Regions from separate parts of the Homo sapiens genome. Here region 2 is linked to region 1. The links are chromatin loops, found by intact Hi-C in ENCODE. Cell type or tissue: MCF 10A. All regions are shown on one strand. Links, peaks and the distances in the headings refer to the core of each region. The heading gives the core; the rest is flanking DNA.

Region 1 (2,908 bases), core at 141-2,640:
CTCCTCCCTTCTCCCTTCCTCTCTCTCTCTCTTTCTTTCTTGTTTCTTTTTTTTTTTGAGATGAAGTCTCGCTCTGTTGCCTAGGCTGGAGTGCAGTGGCACAATCTCAGCTCACTGCAACCTGTGCCTCCTGGGTTCAAGTGATTCTCCTGTCTCAGCCTCCTGACTGGCTGGGATTACAAGCACCCACCACCACGCCTGGCAAATTTTTTTTTTTTTAAATAGATATGGGGTTTCCCCATGTTGGCCAGGCTGGTCTCGAAGTCCTGACCTCAGGTGATCCACCCACCTCAGCCTCCCAATGTGCTGGGATTACAGGTGTGAGCCACTGCGCCCAGCCCACCTTTTCGTTCTGTTAAACAGTCACAGTATACTCTTGAGCTGGTTTTTAACTTCACTACCAAAAGTTTGAGGCTTTTAATTTATTTTATTTTTTAGAACTGTGGTTCAGAAGGAGAGGTACTTTTTTAGTGTGTTGTGTTGGAGCCCTTAATTTTCTGAATCTAAACACAGGAGTTTACACTGATTCCAGTTAAATGACAAGTTGGCAGTTCCCACTCTGGTATTGCGTTCTGATTAAATGCTTCAAAATTGTATCTCAAAGTTTATCTAACACCATGCCACCTGTAAAGGTAGTAAGTAAAACAGTTTTAGGCAGGGCTGTGGTTTCTTCTACACATCATGTATTCTGTGGTTTCCAGGGCTCCCTCCTTAAGAATGGTCTTCCAATTGGGATGGGTGGATTTGAAAGGAACTAAGGGATCAGCTGGGAAAGAAAGCACAAGGTGCATCTGAAGCAAACCAGGAACGTGCAGATACTCCGTCCTATGGGAGGAGGAATTGTACTGCCACACAGGGTTGCACAGACGTGGGTTAACAAGGGAAGCTTCCTGGAGCGGACCTTGCCGTGACACAAGCGTGAGTACACCCATGGGCGTCGTGGGACCAGCATGTCTAAAACTGGAGTTGCCCTGGAGAGTGCAGGACTTAGCAGTGTCATTGCAGAGTAAAGTAGGTGGAAAAATCAGGATTCAACATGCCAAGCATGCAACAGGGATCAACGCTTTCCTCAGCAGAGTGATGATAGGTTGGTGTTAGCTAGATGGTTCTGTCTGGTTAGTAGAAAAAGTTTGGGCTCCATAGCAGGAGGCCTGGGCCTAAGTCCCATCATACCATATCTGCTAGTGTGACTTGGGCATAGAGTTGTTATGAGGAATAAGAGATGTGTGTGAAGCACCCAGTATTTTGCCTGGCACAAAAGGAAAACACACCCAATGCTGGCTCCTCTATGAGTCAGTGCCACACCCCTCTGGGGGGGCCACACCTGGTTCCCCATGTGCAGGAGGGCCCCGCCTTCCCCCAGACAGTCCCCAGGCTTTGCCTAAAAAATTCCAGGGTGGTGGAATGGAGTTTCCATTCCTCTTAGTAGCCATAATAAAAGCTCTAAGCAGCCTGGCAGGCTTTTTAGCAGTTTTTCTTTTAAAGAGATATTAGCAAACGTGACAGAACCATCCCTCCTTCCCCTTCAGGATCCTGAAATAACCCTCTGGTATGTCTTCACCCTAGAAGCCTGCGTGTGTCCATGCAGCCTGGGAGCAAGGGCGTTTGAGTCAGATGCTGTGTGCACGTTTCATCTCCACAGTTCATCAGGCTGTGACCTTGGTTGTCTTGGACTTTGGCTTTTCCTGTCTCCTAAGATGGGCCAACACCATTTGTTTCTGCATTATTTTGAGAATTGAAGGAGAAGACAGAGATGAAGGCCCTGGCCTGGTACTCGGTAGGGAACAGGACCCAGTGGATGTTAGATGCCTCCTCTGTCTTGCTGAGACTGGGCATTTCTCTGAGTACAGAGCCTGGGAGACAGGGCAAGTGGGAGATGGGGTATGAGAGGCCCTCAGTGGGGAATACTGGTCATTTTGGAAACAGGAATATTCCATAGCTGCGTGAAAATGCAGCTTTTTTTTTGCTTAATCATCAGAACCCACAATCCTAAGTTAATCCTGCATTACAGAATTCTGCCAGACTTCATATCCAAAAACCCCTGGTGCTCTATCTCTTTCTCTTCCCTTCACCCCATACAATCCTGCGGGATCGGGAAATGCTCATGTCATGGGGTAGAGAAACCGGAGGTTTGCCAAGCCCTTGAGGCTCCTAGATCAACGATGCCTAAAGTCACTAACTTCCCTGAGGTTGCAGAATGAATGTCTTTTTTCTTCCCCACTGGAAAAGCCATAGACAACCATTAAAGAAAACTTGAAAAATACAGGGAAGTTGATGGATGTGTGGCCAGTTGGTGCTGTCTGTCTTCTTGGTGACCAGGAGTAATTTGGACCATCTGGGAAACCAGACCTCTTTTCACCCAGGCTGTTTCGTGTGCATCACTTCTGAGGCTGTGTGCTCAGTCAAGACCTTGCCAGAGAGTTGGGGGATTAGCCTTAGGTCGAGAATATTCTGAGCAGTAGTAAGAAATTTAAAAATCATCCATAATTTCATCACTCTTATTTTAAGAGATTAGTTTATTTCCTTCTAAACCTTCCTCTAAGTTAGTGTATGTGTGTTTATAGCTGCATACAATTTTGTATGATGCTTTTTTTCCTATAATATTATATCCTAAGGAGCACTTGAAGTCGAATGACTTTAGTAAATCATTGATGAGAACATTTTGAGTGTCTTTCCATTGCACTCCCAACTAGCCTTCTCCACCTCTTCACTTTAAAAGCAACAACTAGTTGAAACGTGACGCTATCCAAGTCTTTCCGGAGAAAATAGTTTCTGGAGTGAGATCATTGTTGTTTGACAATTTGGGAAGGACTTAAACTGAGTCCAGCTCCAGGCAGGACTTGATAACATGTTCATGCAGTGGCTTCTTTCACAGCGTTATAGCACCAGCCCTTCCTTGTCTCTCAAA
Region 2 (2,908 bases), core at 157-2,656, 52 kb before region 1:
AGTGAGGGTTTGTGTTGTAAGGTCCAAAACTAGTCATGAGATAGGAAATAACTAAGACTTAAGTTTTTACTAAGTGTCAAGCCCCATACTAAATATTTTCTGTGGATTATCTCATTTAAATCTCATAACAATCTGTTGAGGTCTCTAAGGTAAGTGTAAGCCAGATTTTAGAGATGCAGAAACTGAGGCCTAGAGAGAATAACTTACCCAATATTATACAAACAGCAAGGGGTAGAGCTGGAATATGAATACAGACAAACTACTTTTAGAGTCTGCATTTGCATTTTTTTTTGAGACGGAGTCTTGCTCTGTTGCCCAGGCTGGAGTGCAGTGGTGCAATCTCGGCTCCCTGCAACCTCCGCCTCCCGGGTTCAAGCCGATTCTCCTGCCCCAGTCTCCTGAGTAGCTGAGATTATAGGTGCCTGCCACCACACCTGGCTGATTTTTGTATTTTTAGTAGAGATGGGGTTTCACCATGTTGGCCAGGCTGGTCTTGAACTCCTGACGTCAAGCGACCCATCCACCTCAGCCTCCCAAAGTGCTGGGATTACAGGCATGAGCCACTGCATCCGGCCTGCGTTTGCGTTTAATATAATGTCTTCTTCCCCATTCAAATCACACTACAACACAGACACTTTACCTTAGGCTGAGTAATAATACCTGTCCCTAAACCACCCTACCCCCATGTCCTAGGGGCTTACCTGAGGATCATGGTAGGTTATGCTGCAGTAACGTAGAGTCTCCAAATCTCAGTGGCTCAACACAATGAACGTTTTTTTTTTGTTGGTTTTTTTTTTTTTTGCTTGTGCAACATCTGATGAGGGCTGAGCTGCTTTCCTTGGCAGCTCTCCATGCAGTAACTCAGGGATCCAGCTCCTTCCATCTTGTGATGCCATTCTCAATTCTTGGTCTTCCAGCTGCCACCAAGGGGAGAGAGCTGTTCTTAAATCCCTGAGCCCTCCCCTCTCCACAAGTCCTCTTTGGTAGCCTTCAGAGCTCCTAGCTCCAAGTTGGGCTGGGTGATAGGAGCAAGTTAGTGTGCTGGTGGCATAGGCTCTTCTGAATCCCTCCAGATCCTTCTGTATACTCTCCCAGAAGCTGACTTAGATCTTTTCAGGTATTGGGAACTGACACTGGTGGAAAAACAGACAAGAAAAAGTTTTAAATACAAATGAACTCTAAATTCTTTAACCACGAAGAGGCACTAGGCATCATCATTTGCTGGGTTTAGCTTCCTCCTGGCGACAGGTGGCCACAGGGACTATTACTACTTTGATTCTGTCTCCAAGGCCCTTTTCAGCTAAGTCTGGGTGTCAAATGTTTTTGTTGAAATTTTGCTGCTTACCAGGAGCAACAGCATCTTAACTGCAAGCCTTAAGCCTTTTTTCAATTCATCTGAAATAGTGATTTTATTTGCTTCTTTTCACCTCTGTCCTAATTGGGCCCTGTCTCCAGACAGATAGGGTGTGTCCCCACTTTCATTCTTCCAAGGCCCTTCCACTGACCGAGACACTAGATTGGAAGCTGGCAGAGAATCAAGGGCTGGCTCTAGGCGCTCAGCATTTAAATATTCAAAGTTATGACACATCATTACTTATTCAGAGCTCACTCTCTAAGTCCTCTAAGGCAGAGCCTGTTGCAGACAGTAAAACTCCTGACAGTGAGTACAAGGCACACTGAAAAGCTACTTGTAAGGCAGGAAGTCCAGTGAAGAATGAGAATGTGGAAGGAAACCTCGGGCCTGAGTTATGTGAAGCTCTCTTCTCTGAGCTGGGGAGGCACACGCAGCGTGGGGGCACACTGTGGCTTGGTGAGCAGGCCGAGCTTTGTCTCCCCACGTCCAGGCAGCACGGCATCCTGTGTCTCCTGGGTTCAAGTGATTCTCCTGCCTCAGCCTCCTGAGTAGCTGGTATTACAGGCACGTGCCACCACACCCAGCTAATTTTTGTATTTTTTAGTAGAGATGGGGTTTCACCATGTTGGCCAGGCTGGTCTTGAGCTCCTGACCTCAGGTGATCCACCCACCTCAGCTTCCCAAAGTGCTGAGATTACAGGGGTGGGCCACCACGCCCAGCCTAAAGTATTTTAAATTATTCTGTTTCTGTTTCTTGAATTGTGGATCCTTCAGGTGGATCCACAGCCAGTCAGTGTATTGGACCTGCTGACATGCCTTCATGAATTGTTTTTCATGCAATTTATAAGCTTTTCATTAGCTCTTCCTTGGAGGTTGTGGGGGCATCCCTGCAGAGCAGTTTTATGTTTGCCGTTGTCGAGAATCTCCAGGTTCACCGTGGGACTAGTTTTTCTGTTAATTTTTCAAATGGAGATGTCTTCACCATAAAAGCAGTGTATTCCAATTGCTCAGGCCTGGAGTTACAGTTTTTATGGGTAATTCATCTCATTCATGGTAGATGGTCAGCTTCCGTGCTGCTTTCCTAGACCAGTAGCTGGAGTTTTTCTGTTTCTGGTTTTAGTAGCACAGCAGCTCATTGTGCTGTTCGGCTTTATGCAGACAGCCCTATTCCAGTGTTCAGCCCTCTGCAGGACTGAGGCTCAGCATCTATTCCTGGTAGACCCTGCTCCAAGCCTGTAGGGCCTCAGTCAAGGCCTGACCCATTGCGGGGGTCCTTGGCATGAGTGCCTGCCCATTTCCTACCTTTTTTTTTTGAGACCGAGTCTTGCTCTGTTACTCAGGCTGGAGTGCAGTGGCGGGATCTCAGCTCACTGCAACCTCCACCTCCTGGGTTCAAGTGATTATCCTGACTCAGCCTCCTGAGTAGCTGGGATTACAGGTGCCCACCACCATGCCCAGCTAATTTTTGTATTTTTAGTAGAGATGGCGTTTCACCACGTTGGCCAGGCTGGTCTTGAACTCCTGACCTCAGGTGATCTGCCTGCCTCAGCCTCC

The links. Peaks named below come from ENCODE experiments on the same cell type or tissue, not always from the same donor. Only the 100,000 strongest peaks of a DNase experiment are listed, where the experiment ranks them.
Region 2: it touches region 1 in a loop (2.4-fold over the local background); 19 of 110 quality-filtered maps call a loop at or near these places.

Annotation. Positions count from the first base shown.
Region 1 is chr3:124,791,931-124,794,838 of GRCh38, reverse strand. All of the region lies in intron 10 of ITGB5 (integrin subunit beta 5), which reads left to right. It overlaps LOC124909422 (a long non-coding RNA gene), which reads left to right. Exons shown (of 2, transcript XR_007096043.1): 1 at 1-918; 2 at 1,567-2,908. Among named protein-coding and RNA genes, the nearest start is that of MIR544B, 61 kb to the right of the region's middle. In MCF 10A, for the core only: no CTCF peak of the experiment used is centred there; a DNase peak (open chromatin) is centred at 1,298.
Region 2 is chr3:124,844,319-124,847,226 of GRCh38, reverse strand. The region is part of intron 4 of ITGB5 (integrin subunit beta 5); the gene reads left to right. Among named protein-coding and RNA genes, the nearest start is that of ITGB5, 42 kb to the left of the region's middle. RefSeq lists an enhancer at 1,416-1,915. In MCF 10A, for the core only: no CTCF peak of the experiment used is centred there; DNase peaks (open chromatin) are centred at 806 and 1,536.